2 separate regions of the Homo sapiens genome follow, and region 2 is linked to region 1. A link is an interaction called in ENCODE POLR2A ChIA-PET data of the cell type or tissue named here. Cell type or tissue: B cell. All regions are shown on one strand. Each heading gives the region's core, and the rest is flanking DNA. Links, peaks and the distances in the headings are about the cores only.

What was found. ChIA-PET counts read pairs that join two places held together with the same protein. Peaks named below come from ENCODE experiments on the same cell type or tissue, not always from the same donor. Only the 100,000 strongest peaks of a DNase experiment are listed, where the experiment ranks them.
Region 2: POLR2A ChIA-PET joins it to region 1 with 7 read pairs; 4 of 35 experiments call an interaction of 5 or more read pairs at or near these places.

The regions. Positions count from the first base shown.
Region 1 is chr6:24,780,840-24,785,839 of GRCh38, forward strand. It overlaps GMNN (geminin DNA replication inhibitor), which reads left to right. Exons shown (of 7, transcript NM_015895.5): 4 at 638-782; 5 at 3,248-3,330; 6 at 3,605-3,715; 7 at 4,799-5,000. The coding sequence ends at 4,960. Among named protein-coding and RNA genes, the nearest start is that of GMNN, 8.4 kb to the left of the region's middle. In B cell, for the core only: no CTCF peak of the experiment used is centred there; no DNase peak of the experiment used is centred there.
Region 2 is chr6:24,836,101-24,847,324 of GRCh38, forward strand. It overlaps RIPOR2 (RHO family interacting cell polarization regulator 2), which reads right to left. Exons shown (of 22, transcript NM_001286445.3): 13 at 6,762-7,454; 14 at 2,991-3,172. Among named protein-coding and RNA genes, the nearest start is that of ARMH2, 43 kb to the left of the region's middle. In B cell, for the core only: no CTCF peak of the experiment used is centred there; no DNase peak of the experiment used is centred there; H3K27ac peaks cover 2,164 bases.

The DNA of each region.
Region 1 (5,000 bases), core at 1-5,000:
TTTGGAAATAATTTGGGAATCACAATTATATATTTCCCAAAGAAGTGATTTTGGTTTTAATTGTTCAATTTAAGAAGTTCGTCGGGTGCAGTGGCTCACGCCTGTTATCCCAGCACTTAGGGAGGCCGAGGTGGGTGGATCGCCTGAGGTCAGGAGCTTGAGACAAGCCTGGCCAACGTGGTGAAACCCCATCTCTACTAAAAGTACAAAAAAATTAGCCGGGCGTGGTGGCACACACCTATAATCTCAGCTGCTTGGGAGGCTTGAGGCAGGAGAATCACTTAAACCTGGGAGGTGGAGGTTGCAGTGAGCCGAGGTCACACCACTGCACTCCAGCTTGGGTGACAGAGCGAGACTCTAAAATAAAAATAAAAATAAAAAATTTTTTAAAAAATAAATAAATAATTTCAGCTAAGCTCTTGACCCCAGTCTAATCCAAAATAATTGTTGCAAATAAAATTCCTAAAATGTTACTATATGTTTTGGTAGAATTTTTAATTGTATAACTTTTTTAAAGATCCAGAGATGTGAAAAAGTTAGATATGCGTACTCTTTTTTTAATACATAAATGAAAAACCACCTAATTTCTTGTTAATTAAATCAAAGTAAATACAGTTGATAAGTGTTTTCATTATAGCTGTCCGCAGGCTTGTCCAAAAGGAAACATCGGAATGACCACTTAACATCTACAACTTCCAGCCCTGGGGTTATTGTCCCAGAATCTAGTGAAAATAAAAATCTTGGAGGAGTCACCCAGGAGTCATTTGATCTTATGATTAAAGGTATGAAAAAATAGATAACTTTTGTCTTAATTTTAAATTATGATATAAGGAAAAATTTGTTAATACTATTATGAATTCTGCCAATTACTGTAATCTGGGGATAGTATAACAGCACTATAAATGTTTTTGTATGTGACCATTTGTTTGACAAGATCCATGTGTGGATGAAATGTTAGGAAAAGGAGGCCCAGTGCAGTGGCTCACACCTGTAATCCCAGTAGCTTAGGAGGTTGAAGCAGGAGGATGGCTTGAGTCTAGAAGTTTGAGACTAGCCTGGACAACACAGTGAGGCTCTCTCTGTATGAAAAAATTAGCTGAGCATGGTGGCTTGTGCCTGTATTCCCAGCTACTCAGGAGGCTGAGTCAGGAGGATCACTTGAGCCTAGGAGTTTGTGGCCGCAATAAGCTATGTATGATAGCACCACTGCACTCCAGCCTGGGATACAGGGCAAGACCCGGTCTCTGAAGGAAAAAAAAAGGGTAGGGGGAAAGGATAGTTATTAATATGACAGCTCTGATAATTGGATTGCCTTGTAGGGGTTTACAAGACTTGGAAATAGGCTTTTTAGAAGAAAAATGTTTAGATAATGAGTTCGAGGTATGAAAGGAATTTGAATATTCCAGGAGAGTATGGCATAAGGAAACCAATAAAAATATGGATGAAGAGTAAAGATGAATGAGAAGAATTATGCCTATAATAAGTACTAGTTTTTAATAGAATGGTAGTATACATCAGAAGAAGAAGCAACTGATGTTTTGTAAGCATTATGGAAGATTATTATTTCTGTATGAATTATGGGTCATTGAATGTTAAGTACTGATGATAAAATTGAGGCCTAGAGAAGTTAATTGACTTGCTGAAGGTCACAGTAACATTTGGACTCATTTTGAATTGCCTTGAAGACAGGAAGAAGAGAAATAGATGGTAGGATTTTTATTAGGCAAAATTAGGAAAGGTTGACTGGATAGAAATAAAGCAGCTCTTTAAAAATATTGTAGATTGAAGAGCAGGATTTGTGACACTCATATCTGATTAGGTTAAAAATTAAATCAAGGATTAGTTAAAATAAACTGCTAAAGTTAAATATCAAGACAAATAACTATATATCATGTTGGTAATATAACCACAGGTGGAACACATTATCCTTGTAACCCTCTGCGATACATGGTAAAAATTAAAATAACTGCGAAGAAATCCCAAACTTTATTACATTTGTTGTTTGAACTTTATTATATTTGTTGACAGTGGTATTAGTGTAATTTTGAAAAAAAAAAAAAAGTTGTGTATATTTTAGGACTGAGCAAATGAATAACATGTTGAAGTATTACATTTCCTAGCACTGCCCCTAAACAGGTAGAAACAAACTACACCTCTGTAGAAAGGAGCACACCGTGTATCCAGTTCTTGGTTTATAAACACTATTCTTCACTAAAGTTCCATGGAGAAATTGCTGATTCCAGGTCAGGGGCAGGGAAACTTTGGGTGATCATGGATTATCTTTTGACAGAAAATAAGGAAGTACTCAAAAACGGGTGGACATGTTGAAAGAACACATGTCATCTTGGAAGGATTCTCACAGACTACAGTTGGGAAAATTTGAGCATCAAAATGAATAACGTCAAGAATGGATTATAATACATTGAATAAAAAAGGATATATGAGTCTATACTGATAAATTTTCTTTTAAATTGGGGTAGGAAAAGTTTTTATTTACAGAATAATGCTAACTACTACTTGTAGAAGGAATTACATAAGTGAAAAAAAATTGGTTTTCCATCCACCGTAGAAGTAATAGATATAAGCCGGAAACATCAATCATCAATGGAATTAAACTTAGGTAAAAAGTTGTTGGAGGACAGGGTATTGACACAGTCTCAAATATTTTGCTCTACAGATCATTAGTTAATTACTAAGGGAAAAAGTTATCTTTACAAGGCAGAAATCTGATAGATAGCATCTTAATCAAATGATCAAATTTAACATCTCCAGTATCATGACAAATTGGCGTGTGCTTCTTGATGATATACTGAGGATACATACTTATATAGTATTCTTATACTATACTTATATAGTATTCCTGCCAAAAATGTTTAGTTTGAATCTAATCATGGAGACAGAAATAAAAAATTAAGGACAGTGTACAAAATAATTGATCTGGACTTTGTAAAAATGTCAGTGTTACATAAAAAGACACGACCTCACAAAACAAATGTATTGCAAAAATCTTTAATAATCTAGGTGGAAGATATATACGTATTGTACTTTTGTTGTAATTCTGAAGGATTGAAATCTTGGAAATGTTGGGGAAAATAGAATAATATTGATTTTATTTTTTAACTTTAATCTTTTAAAAATGAGTATTACTAAACAATATGGGGGTACTAAGATTGGAAATTTTTTTGAAACAAATTACTGGGTTTTGACAGTAATGATTTTTAAAGTTATATTTAAAATATTATTTTAGAAAATCCATCCTCTCAGTATTGGAAGGAAGTGGCAGAAAAACGGAGAAAGGCGCTGTATGAAGCACTTAAGGAAAATGAGAAAGTATGTATTGAGTATAATTTGTACCATTTTTAAAAATTCCAGGATTGTTTTGCTGCTTAGCATATTTTATTAGAGCAATATGGGCTAGCTTTAGTATTGGCTTAAGAAAAGTTTAAGTAAAAAGGCAGCTCTTGACAATTATACAAAATGAATCCCGTTGTGTTGAGAGTCAATTCTATGCTGCATGTCCTCCATGTTATATACTTGGAGGTATGTAATTTGATTTATAGCATAGCAAATCTATGGAATACTGAACTTTATTTATGTAATACAGCTTCATAAAGAAATTGAACAAAAGGACAATGAAATTGCCCGCCTGAAAAAGGAGAATAAAGAACTGGCAGAAGTAGCAGAACATGTACAGTATATGGCAGAGCTAATAGAGGTAGGTAATTTAATAGTTATCTGGTTCAAATTTATGTATTTTTCTATAAAGTTGAGGTAGTGTAGTGTGATCACTTTGAAGTGTTAGGGCTCTGGAATCAGATTTCCTGGATTTAAGACTTAACTTCCTTCCTAACACCATTAAGTTTGCTGGGTAGAGTGGGTTTATCCGGTCAGGGCTTCATCTTCCTCATCCACAAAATGAGAGTAATGATGCCTACCTTATAGACTTGTTATGAGAATTAAATGAGTTACAATAGATGGACAATTGCAAGGAGTACTTGCACAGAGTGAAAGTTCAGTAACTTAATTATTGTTATGAAGCAAAAGACCATATTTTTTGGTAGAGTTATTAAAAGGAATTATCCCTGGAAAATATGTATAGCAAATTATTTCATAGTTGACACATTTTAGATAGTTTTAATTTTAATACCAGCTTGACATTACTGTCATTTATAAAATTGATAATTTGTACAATAAATGAGTTTTGTGGTTTTATCTGACTTTAAAACATTTTGTAAGTAGCTAATATGTTTGTAAGAATTAGCCTGGTGTTGCTTTATCAGACTTGACCTTAAAAAGGTTTTAAGATTTATTTATTCATGTTTGCAAAAAGTTTTTCTTGCTGATAGGAAGAAAGTTTTTCAAATCAAAACTTCATGTAACTGAATTGTGACCTTTTACATTTGAGATCCATGATAGAATTAATATTTGAAGTTTTCATTTGGAGATACTGTGGTAGCTGTCTTAACTGCCTTAAAAGAATTAGTCCACAGCTGATTGGAAATGTAGAACACCTACTTGTCCTTGCAGCTGATTGGGGAAGTACCTGTTTATACTCTGAAATAATTTCAGTGCTTTTTAAAAAAAAAAGACAAATTATTAAACACTTTGACTTTGCTGACTATGATCTAGCATGGTAGAGACTTTGATATAATACTGTTTATAAATGAATTTATTGAGGGGCAAGATGAAAAAAATCTCATAGCTATATCAGTATGCTATACGGGTCAGCTATATCAGTATGCTGATCAGCTTAGGTTTTAACATTTTTACAATAAATTATTGGTTTATTCTTTAAAAGAGACTGAATGGTGAACCTCTGGATAATTTTGAATCACTGGATAATCAGGAATTTGATTCTGAAGAAGAAACTGTTGAGGATTCTCTAGTGGAAGACTCAGAAATTGGCACGTGTGCTGAAGGAACTGTATCTTCCTCTACGGATGCAAAGCCATGTATATGAAATGCATTAATATTTGACTGTTGAGAATTTTACTGCCGAA
Region 2 (11,224 bases), core at 41-5,040, 55 kb after region 1:
TTTTTAAGCCTAATGAACCACTTATGAAGTAGTTTCACCCAGAAGTCTTTGAAACATGCCCTCATTTTGAATGTGTTGCACTTTCCTGCTCTGTTGACAGGGTGATCTGCCAAATTTTCTGGAATTAAATTGTCCTCTATATTTGTGGTTTCCCAAAGGCAATACCATTAAGAAATAATCTGCCAAGGTTTTTTCCTGGCCTCAGATCAACTGCTACTTGAATAAAAGGAAAAAGGAAAGCTGCCAAGAAGAGAGACATGATGTTCTACTCTGGACAAAAGTTAAAAAGGGTGTTTGAATATTCAGAGGAATCGCTTAGTTCTGCCTCTGACGTTTTGTTTAAACCCCCTTGTTGAACTGTATGAAGTTATATCATGGTAGGCACCTACATTTAAAAAAATCTCTTGCATTGATTATCTAATTTTATTCATAAACTAAACCTGCGTACTAGGGAGGGTGGCAATAGTGGTCTTGTTTCACATGATTAGCAGAGATTTTGAGTGTCCTGGTTCACACAGCTAGACGGGACAGGGAAGATTTGGGCTTCTAGCCTCACACTCTCTGGTGTCCACAATTTAAAAAGATTAGCACCAGAGCTTAGAGGCTTTGAATGCTTTATTCTGATTCTGATTCACATTTGACTCCAAGGGGAAAACACTCAGTTTGTGTCTGGGCAGTCCACACATAGCAGCCAATACATATTTAAAATACACACACACACACACACACACTCTCTCTCTCTCTCTGTCTCTCTCTCTTCCCTAATACTTCTGATGACATATAATAAGATTGATCAAATTAGACATATTTAATATCAATGATGTATAACATTTATAAAACCTGTGCTTGTGATATTTTTTTGTTAAAATGTTTCTTATAGCAAGAAGAAAAAAAGTTTAGATTGATGCCTGACTTTGCTACATCCTGTAACAGCTTAAGGTAACAAGTATGCAGAAAAATTTTTGGATAAGAAGTATTTCACAAATTCTATCAAGCTAAAAAATATTAAGGCAGAACAATTTATTTTTATTATTTTTTTTGAGACGGAGTCTCGCACTGCCACCCAGGTTGGAGTGCAGTGGCTCGATCTCAACTCACTGCAACCTCCACCTCCCAGGTTCAAGCCATTCTCCCACCTCAGCCTCCTGAGTAACTAGGACTACAGGCGTACACCACCATGCCTGGCTAATTTTTGTATTTTTAGTAGAGACGGGGTTTCACCATGTTGATCAGGCTGGTCTCGAACTCTGACCTCAAGTGATTCACCCTCCAGCTTCCCAAAGTGCTGGGATTACAGGAGTGAGCCACCACTCCCGGCCTTATTTATTTATTTGAGAGAAGGTCTCGCTCTGTTGCCCAGGCTGGAGTGCTGTGGTACAATCTCAGCTCACCTTGACATCCTGGGTTCAAGCAATCCTCCCACCTCAGCCTCCCGCATAGCTGGGACTACAGGTGTGCACCACCACACCCAACTAACTTTTGTATTTTTAGTAGAGATGGCATTTTGCCATGTTTCCCAGGCTGGTCTTGAACTACTGAGTTCAAGCAGTCCTCTGGCCTTGGCTTCCCAAAGTGCTGGGATTATAGGCATGAGCCATCATGCCTGGCCAAATGTAGGATAATTTAAACATTACATTCATTTAATAAATTTTCTTTGCCATGTCCCCAGATTGCTTATGGGGTAAATTCAAGTTCTCATGTTTTTTTTTTTCCTGGTTTTATTTTGAAAAAGGAAACCCTTCAGGGACAACAACAAACAAAAACTAGCATCTTTCAGGGAGATTTGTGAAGGTTGAAATCATAGCTTGCTGTAACTTGAAAACCCATTTACGTCATATTGTGCCAAGGTAAAGATGAGCGGGCAATCCACCCCCATTTTGGGAAAGTGTGTTTTCTTTCACAGCAATTGATGGAGGTGGGTATGTTCCATTGTGCTTATTTTGCTTTATATGTAGTTATAAATTTGGACCCCAGGCTCTAGTTCTCAAAACATGATTTGGCTGCATGAGGACACCGGACGGTGAAGGTGACAATGTTTCACCTTCATCTGTTGCTTCCAGAGAAGGTCACATTCTCCACCTAGAGACATGCAGTACCAGTGGCAGTCATTGGTCATCCCCTCTTACATTCTACAAGAAATATGCACCATGGGACTTAAACTTGACTTGGATGCGTGCCTTGATGAACTCAATCTCTGGCAAAGACTCACTGGGTTGAAGGAAACATGAAGGGTTGGGAAAGGGAAGCACAACAAAACAAAGGCAGTGGAAGTAAAGTGCAAGCCAGGGAGAACCAGGCCCAAATTTGTCATCCAGTAAGAGTTCTTCAGAAATGTGTATACCTAGTTAATTTGGAATTAATTACATGGGGTCAAGTTGTAGACACTGAACCCTATAAGACACATGTGAGGGCTGGGCATAGTGGCTCACACCTGCAATCCCAGCACTTTGGGAGGCTGAGGCGGGTGGATCACCTGAGGTCAGGAGTTCAAGACCAGCTTGGCCAACATGGTGAAACCCCGTCTCTACTAAAAAAATACAAAAATTAGCCAGGTGTGGTGGCGGGTGCCTGTAGTCCCAGCTACTCCGGAAGCTGAGGCAGGAGAATCGCTTGAACCTGGGAGGTGGAGGTTGTGGTGAGCTGAGATCGCACCACTGCACTCCAGCCTGGGTGACAGAGCAAGACTACGTCTTAAAAAAAAATGTGTACACATGTACTTGTATAAAACACTCTCATACAAAATTTTCCTCTCTATTTATAAAGAGGAAATATAAAGATATTTATTTTCCCTTAAGCAACCCAAAAGAGGTGAATAATATTGACCCTTTTATTGCACTTGACAATAAAAAGGAACTGTAAGCCAACTGGTCACTCATGTGGAGAGTTTTATCTTCCTGGAAATGTGTACCAGGTCCCCTCTGACAGTAACAAAGAACTACTGTATCAGCTGTGACAGGAGAAATATAAGGAGACACTAACTTCAGACTTACCTGTGTTTCTCAGTCTCAGTGTCTGAAAATACTGAGTCAGCACCTCCGCCAACATTACAAACCTCATCACCATCCTCCTCCTCGTCAAAATCAGAGGTGTTCAGGAAATCAAAGCTTTCTAAAGCACTTTCAACTGTGAGACTTAAACTGGAAGACCTGCTGCGGCTTACTGCTGGCTTGCACTGTAAAGGCAGAAGGCACCAGGGAGAACATCAACATATCCGGAAAGAGAAACCAGACACACGATGCTCAATTGGAGATGCCACACTTTTTTTTTTGTTTCAAGTTTTTATTTTTTGTTAGCATTTAAAAAATGCATTTAAAAATCTTTATATCCAAAAAAGAAGTACAACCATGGATAAAATGGCACAATATCTGGGACTGGTTGCAGAAGAATCCAGAGGGAAGTCAGCAGGTTGAAGAATAGGAAACAAGATTGGCCATGAGTTGATCACTGAGGAGGTTGAGGGATGGGCACACTGGGATCCATTAGAGGATCTTCTCTACTTCTGTTTGAAATTTTTATAACAAAAAGTTGAAAAAAAACAAAAAAAACAAAAAACAAAACCATGTCAACCACAAAGCCTTGGGAAACAGAACTGCTATATCCCTCTGCCTAGTGCTCACCCCAAAATAAAATACCACAAGCAGACAAATTTTAAGTCAGTGAGTCAATGCTGAATACTGACCAATCTCTAATTCCAAGTGGCAATGTCTTCGGTGTTTTACAAAAGGCGCTAGCTATCTAAGGCATCTGCTCTAAAGGACTAACAAAACAAATCCCAGAAACAGGAAGTGGTTCAAATTCACCTAGCCCATGTTCCCTAGGTAAGAAGCCCTGCATCTTTTTTTTTTTTTTTTTTTTTTTTTTTTTTTTGAGACAAGGTCTTGCTCTGTCACTCAGGCTGGAGTGCAGTGGTGTGATCACAGCTCACTGCAGCCTCAATCTCCCGGGCTTAAGCAATCCTCTCACCTTAGCCTCCCAGGTAGCTGAGACCACAGGCATGTGCCACCACACCAGGCTAATTTTTTTCTTTTATTGCAGAGACAGGGTCTCCCTATGTTGACCATACCGGTCTTGAACTCTTGGGCTCCAGCAATCCTGGGCTTCCCAAAGTGTTGGGATTACAGGCATGAGCCACCGCACCTGCTCACAGCATATAATTTTTCCTCTGAGGACTGAGGAAAGAATGAATGCCTTGGGCATGACAAGAAGCAGCCCTGCTTCCTCTGGAGCTCTGCCTCAAAGGGAACAAGTCCCACCACTTCCCTGACCAGGCCCTGGCATCATGGGAGCAATCCCATTCTCTGGCCTGGAGCATTCTATAATGCTGGCCACATGCAGAAACATTACAAGCAAAACAATGCCAGTTGCTATGGGCACAGAGTTGGAGAGAAGTATTTCCAAATATTCAAGAGGATGCTGGGGTGGGTCGAATGGGACAAATTCTGCAAGTTAGAAGCACTAAATGTCCTCCATCCAGTTAGGTGACACTCCTTGCTGATTTCTTAGCGCAAGGTAGGAAGGGCCTTGCAGGGATCTGTCTCTGACACTCAAGATGGCACAAAAGCACATGGGAAAACGTCTTTCGGTCTTTTAAATCACAGTTGTCTCATTCACCCTCAGTGATCTCCGTCCAAGAGGCAGCACCATTTAGTTTCTGATCGTCAAGGTGTTTAGCATCCTAGGAATGTGAAGGAGGGAGAAAAGAGAAAGCTTTGTCCAGCTGATGCTTTAATTCTGGCTGGATACAAAGCCATTTGCCCCAGACCTAAACACACTCACTAGTGATGTTTTCAGCAGTCTCAGGGGGAGACAGGGAGTCGGTCTTGACTTCACCTACTTCTAGGGTCTTTTTTCCTAAGCAAGGTGTCTGCACAATTTTATCTTGTACAGTACAGATGTGTTTAAATATTGGTCATGACAAAGAAAGGGGCAGTTGAGGATTTTAGTAGCAGGACAATTTTGGAACAACAGCAGACTGAAATAATACTCTGGAAAGAAGTCTCTGATCACCAGTTTTTAATAATGCTTAGTGTTTCCTGTGGATTGAGCTACTTACCATCACCCTAGATGCCTGGAATGGGAGCTGCTATCACTACTGGATTTCTCTAAGGAATTCACTTTAGATGGCATCAATTTGTGTCTTAGCTCTTTGAAATGAATACCTTTTGCCCACAAAGCAAAGCTGGTCAACTTTGCAGAAAAGATAGGTGTTTAGTAGAATACCAGACAAGCAGCCTGCATATACAAGCCCTGAGCTGATGGTTTTGAACTGATATTTTACAGAAAGTAGATTCAGAGTGCCCTTCTGTTTCTCGGAGGCTATGCCATCAACTGAACTATCTGTCATGAGCATTTGAGGACCTGGAGAGTCAGGACCTGAATTATCATCTGCCTGGGGCACAAATCTCCTACAGAGTTAGGTCAGCAAGACTGAGTAGAGAAGGATAAGATGGTCAAAAAGCCTTGGAAATGTAGTTTCAGATGCCACTGGGCAGGCTACATATAAAAACAATCACCATATTTTTTTTTTTTTTTTTTGAGACAGGGTCTCACTTTTTCACCCAGGCTGGAGTGCAGTGACGTGATCTCGGCTCACTACAACCTCTGCCTCCTTGGCTCAAGCGATTCTTCCACCTCAGCCTCCCTAGTAGTTGGGACTACAGGTGTGTGCCACCATGCCCAGCTAATTTTTGTATTTTTTGTAGAGATGGGATTTCATCATGTTGCCCGGTCTGGTCTCTAACTCCTGGGCTCAAGTCATCTGCCCGCCTTGGCCTTCCAACATGCTGGGATTACAGGTGTGAGCCACCATGCCCAGCCAGGAAAACAGTCTTAGAAAGGGATGCAACAGCTTTCTGTGGGTTGGTTCTCGGCTTGCCCCTGCAACCTTACTTTCAAGCCTTTTTACAGACCAGGTCCCCAAAGAACTGCTCTTTTAAGAAAAAGGATCTGAGTTCTCTTTTCTTTTATATGACAATATAAATCAGAGCAGCAAAGAATACAAGAAGTAGCAGTGAGATTTGGGACAACAATTCAAATCTGTCTTCTTGTGCAGTGTTTTTTAAAAAATTAATCTGTATGCAGGTGGAGACAGATACATTCTGATGCAGCAATAATGATCTCATTATCAGGACCTCCCGCCTGCGAGGAAATCATCCTTCTCATCTTACCCTCCCACCTCCATCCTGGGCTGTCTGATCCCTATGGATTGAGGGTATCCCTGGAGAGTCTGTAGATCTCCCGCTCTAGAGTAGAATGGATGATTATTTTGCTGATGATTAATCTGAGATTCTGACTTGGTTATTTGGACCAATTGTGAGAGCAGGTAGTCTCCTCCAGCAGGCAGTGGCTCATGGCTCTCACAATGGGACGGATAACTCTGACTCCAACCAGGCAAAGGGCTCCCTGCTTTCCCGACCCCCTGAGAGGGATCCTATCCAGTAACGCCTGTGAGACTGTAATCATCAAAGTGCCTCTACTTCACATATGGGATTAAAATGATTAACTTGGGGACTGGGGGAATTTCAACATTCTCTAGAGCTCTTTGTTTAAATCCTAATCAATTTAGATAAGTTGATCTGTTGTTTGGAAAATAAAACTTAATATGCACTACTGGCATATTAGTGCCATTTAAAATGATGATGAGCTATTAATCCTGTGATTGGACAGGATTTTTTTTTTAAATGATACCTCATCTTAAATAGAATGTTGGCTTAGGACACCTCTCTCCAAACCTAATCCAATTTCTCTGAAAAGGTACTTACTTTTAGAATATCATCCAAATTCATGACTTCTTGGTTCAGATCCTGAAACTCTTTATACTGCTCTTTATGTGGTTCTAATGCAAGTAAAAGCCCATTAAAAGCATCCTCTAAGCTTCCATCTAGAAAGGATCTGCAGCCTTCAGATTCTCCACCAACAGAACCCTCAGAGAGCAGCCTGTCTGTGGCCATTGGCACCTCTGCAGATGTGAGCCTCTTGACCAGCTGCTTTGTGATGTTTCCTTCCGAAGTGTCCAGTTCCACAGGCTTGAGCTCAGAGGCCTCCTCAGACTCTTGCAGAAGTGCTTCTGCAACATCATTCTCAAGGAACAGGTGCTCAGCCCCAGCACCTGAGGACTGTCGGCGGCAAGCCTCAGATGGGGCCGAGGCAGGTTTTCTGGGCTCCTCTGGGTCTTCCTCCTTCAGGTGTGACTTTGGCTCTTGGCCTTCTCCCAGGGAGTTCCTGGAAGATGCTGAGCTGGTGTCATCCATACCCTCATTCTGGGAGGCCAAGCTGCTGAGGTTAAACTCCGCAGGGGTGATGGTAATTTCTGGATTTGTTGAGTTGGAAGGGGAGCCTGTTGAGTGGGAGGTGAGGGCGCAGTCCCCGTTGGGCAGGTCACTGAAGCTGAGCGACAGTGGCATTTTCTCCTCGGCTGCCTTTCCATTTTCAAAGATGTCATCAGGTAGATTTGACTATAGATAAAAGATACCTCATTATTATTTTCAATACAAATGATGCATTTGGCTTGGCATGGTTTATTTCCAGACAGAATATAAGGCAATTACAATGAAAAAACCCAGAACTTTCAGAATGTTAGCATTTTATTTGTTGATGCCGTGTGTGTGTGTGTGTGTGTGTGTGTGTGTGTGTGTGTGTGTGTGTATCTGGCAAAAGAAAACAGACCATCAAGGACTGTTTCTATTGTTGAATCTAGGTGAAAGTTCATGGCAATAGTTTCAAGGTTTGACATTTTTCAAAAGAAAAGGTTGCATGGGGGGAGGGGGCTTGTTTTCTGAATTCCAAGAGCTCATAATATTTGGCAGCCATAGTTATGAATAACATTACCAATTTCTTTTTCTATTTAGGCATCTATCTTAAAAAACTTTCCAACATCCATGCAATTTAGTTCCAAAGTTGTGATGTTTTGTTCTGCTTCAATTCTCAAAAATTATTTTTTTGAAAATCTCTGCCCACAAATCCCAAGCTCTGGAAAATGTTTTATTAATTTAGTAACCACACCATAAATAATTCAAGGCCAGCCATACATTTGCATAGCTTCTCTAGAAATAAAAGGAAAAGACTAATAAATGGAACATCAATCTTGCAGGAGGCAAACCCCAGGGCTCTCAGGCTGCCTAGAAACACCAAGTCATCTGTCAAGCAGACCTGGGTGGTGTCACAGGTACGCCCTGTGCTTCATGAAGCAGAACTCTGAAGAGAGAGGCCAGAAATATCCAGGTAACCAAGATCATTCATTTATTCAGGCATTTCTATTTTGAAGTCAGCTCTCTTGTGCTGTGGTCTGTGTATAATGCCTAAATGCCAAATGCTGCTCTGTGGAAAGGGCTTTTGAGTTACTGAGATTAACCCCTTCAAAATGGTTAATTTTTCTTTTTTTTTTTTTTGAGACAGAGTTTCCCTTTTGTTGCCCAGGCTGGAGGGCAATGGTGCGATCTCAGCTCACTGCAACCTCGGCCTCCTGAGTTCAAGTGATTCTCCTGCCTCAGCCTCCCAAGTAGCTAGGATTACAGGCATGCGCCACCACGCCCCCAGCTAATTTTTGTATTTTCTTTGTAGTGAGACAGGATTTCGCCATGTTGGTCAGGGTGGTCTCAAACTCCTGACCTCAGGTGATCCGCCTGCCTCAGCCTCCCAAAGTGCTGGGATTACAGGCGTGAGCCACCGCGCCTGGCCCAAAATGGTTAATTTTTCTTAGATCCCAGATTCAGTTTTTAAAGTAAATAAATGGTAAGTATCATGCTAATAATTGTTTTAATTATATAGAAACTGACAAATTCTCAAAATTTGCTGGGAATAAGCCCGGCAAATAAAAACATTACAGCAAATGCAGTGAAGAGCAGAAGGGAAGACAAAGGCTCCCCTTCCTCCTCCAGCTGGGTCCCTGGTCCCATTGCTGCTGTATCTGAGGCCACTAGATCCCGACACATGCAGTTCGTTGCACCCAAACTGTCCGTTGTAGCATGGTTGGAAGGTGACTTACTTTAACCACAGGACGAGTGAAATGATGTGTCACTGGACACTTGAGTAACCTCTACAAGCTCTGTCTCTTTACCTCCCAAACTGAGGATGTTTTACTCTATTAGTGATTATTGAACTGTGGTCCACAATGTTGTTGGTGTGGTGGGCTCTGGTGCTCCTCTTCCTCCCCTCCAAGCTTGTGTATTTCAGTTTCTTCCCTCCCGTATTTGCACCCCCCACCTCATATACACCTTATGTCTCTAGGAAAGATAAAAGGAATCTTTTAGGGGAGGGATGAAGGATGCCTGGAGCCTTCTCCCTAGACCTCATCCATGGGGGTTCCTTAGGCTTCTAGAACCCATGGGCCCTCCATGTGGTTCCACTCAGCTTTGTCTGATCTGTGCACACATCTCATGGCAGCACAGAGGGAGGTGGGAGACACTGGGTATGGCAGGGAGATTGGGTAGTCAGGATTCTTATTCAAATTCCAAAGTCCTTCCCAGCCATTTGTCTTGAGACTCCAAGACTCAAGCTCAATTTCCACCTACTTAAGTGGCAAATATTGAGTGAGAATAAATTGAGATGCCCTGCCCAAGGGGACTTGCAGTCTACCAAGGGGACAAGTCTAACAACAAGCACACAACAGTACAATGGTGTACACGCTATAACTGAGGGATGACATCATGAGGGAAGGGCCCCAATGAGGGAGTGGCTGCTGCCTGTGAAAGAGCCAATCCTGGAGCTCAGTGTGGAAGATGGTGAAGTAGGGGGCAGGCACCGGAGGAAGTGCGTTCTAGAAGGAACAACATGCAAAGACATGAGCTCCTGAAAGGAGGTGGTGCATTTGGAGGACACTGAGAAGCTCCAAGGGGCCCCAGCAGAGGATAGAGAGTGAAAACGTGGGATGGGCTTGTGGTGGGCTGTGGCCAGATGGGAACAGCCGCTCTGAGGACCTTTGCATTTATCTAAAAGGTTTTATCAGGAAAGCCATCCAGTTGTTTTCTAACCTTGTTCTTATTTAAATTATGACGTGAAACCTCTACCAACTCTCGCCCACAACCCCCAACCTGTAGCACATGAACATATGAGCATGAATATACATGTTATGTTAACGGTTGCGTGTATAGCTGTGTTAGCTCTTTGTGTTTTGGTTCATGTTTTCATGTGTATTTCCCCCATACAATCTTCCCATTTTCCCTGAAAACTCCACCAGAGTTTAGCCTGGTCCTTTTCACCTGCCTTTTTTTTTTTTTTTTTTTTTTTGAGACAAGGTCTTGCTCTGTTGTCCAGACTGGACTGCAGTGGTGCAATCATAACTCACTGCAGCCTCAACCTCCTGGGCTTCAGTGATCTCCTGCTTCAGTCTCCTGGGTAGTTGGGACCACAAGTGTGTACCACCACAACAGGGTAATTTTTAAATTTTTTGTAGAGACGGGGTCTCACTTTGTTGCCCAGGCTGGTCTTGAACTCCTGGGCTCAAGCAATCCACCTGCCTTGGCCTCACAAGGTGCTGGGATTATAGGTGTGAGCTACCATGTTCAGCCTTCACCTGCATTTTTTAATTCAATGAAAACGATGCAATTATTATTATTATGAACCCAAAGACTTTTAATCCTTTCCTCTGTTGACACTCAAAGCTTCGTTTTATACATCTGTGAAGAGCAGGATGTTCCATGTATGTGTGTGTGCATGCATGTGTGTGTGTATCCTCTGGTGACATAATGTATAATATATAATACTTATTGTATTCCTGACTGTGAATTAAGGATATCTTTTTATCGAAGTGTTATAGAATTAACAAACATTATAATAAACTAAGACTGAGAACCTTTCAAATAGAAGTAGCTCTAGTAAAATTCATTGAAATCCTTTTGAGTTCCTTGAATGCCAATTTTTTGTTTGTTTGTTTTTGAGATGGAGTTTGCTGCTGCCCAGGCTGGAGTGCAATGGCACCATCTTGGCTAACTGCAACCTCTGCCTCCTGGGTTCAAGTGATCCTCTCACCTCAGCCTCCCAAGTAGCTGGGACTACATGCACATGCCTCCATTCCTGGCTAATTTTTGTATTTTTTAGTAGAGGCAGGGTTTGACCATGTTGGCCAGGCTGGTCTTGAATGCCTGAGCTCAAGCGATCCACCCACCTCAGCCTCCCAAAGTGCTGGGATTACAGGCGTGAGCCACCATGCTGGGCCGAATGCCAGTTTTTGAAAGGCTTAAACTTGTTTAAAATCTTGTTACCATGGATATCTTTGCCACAATGGAGA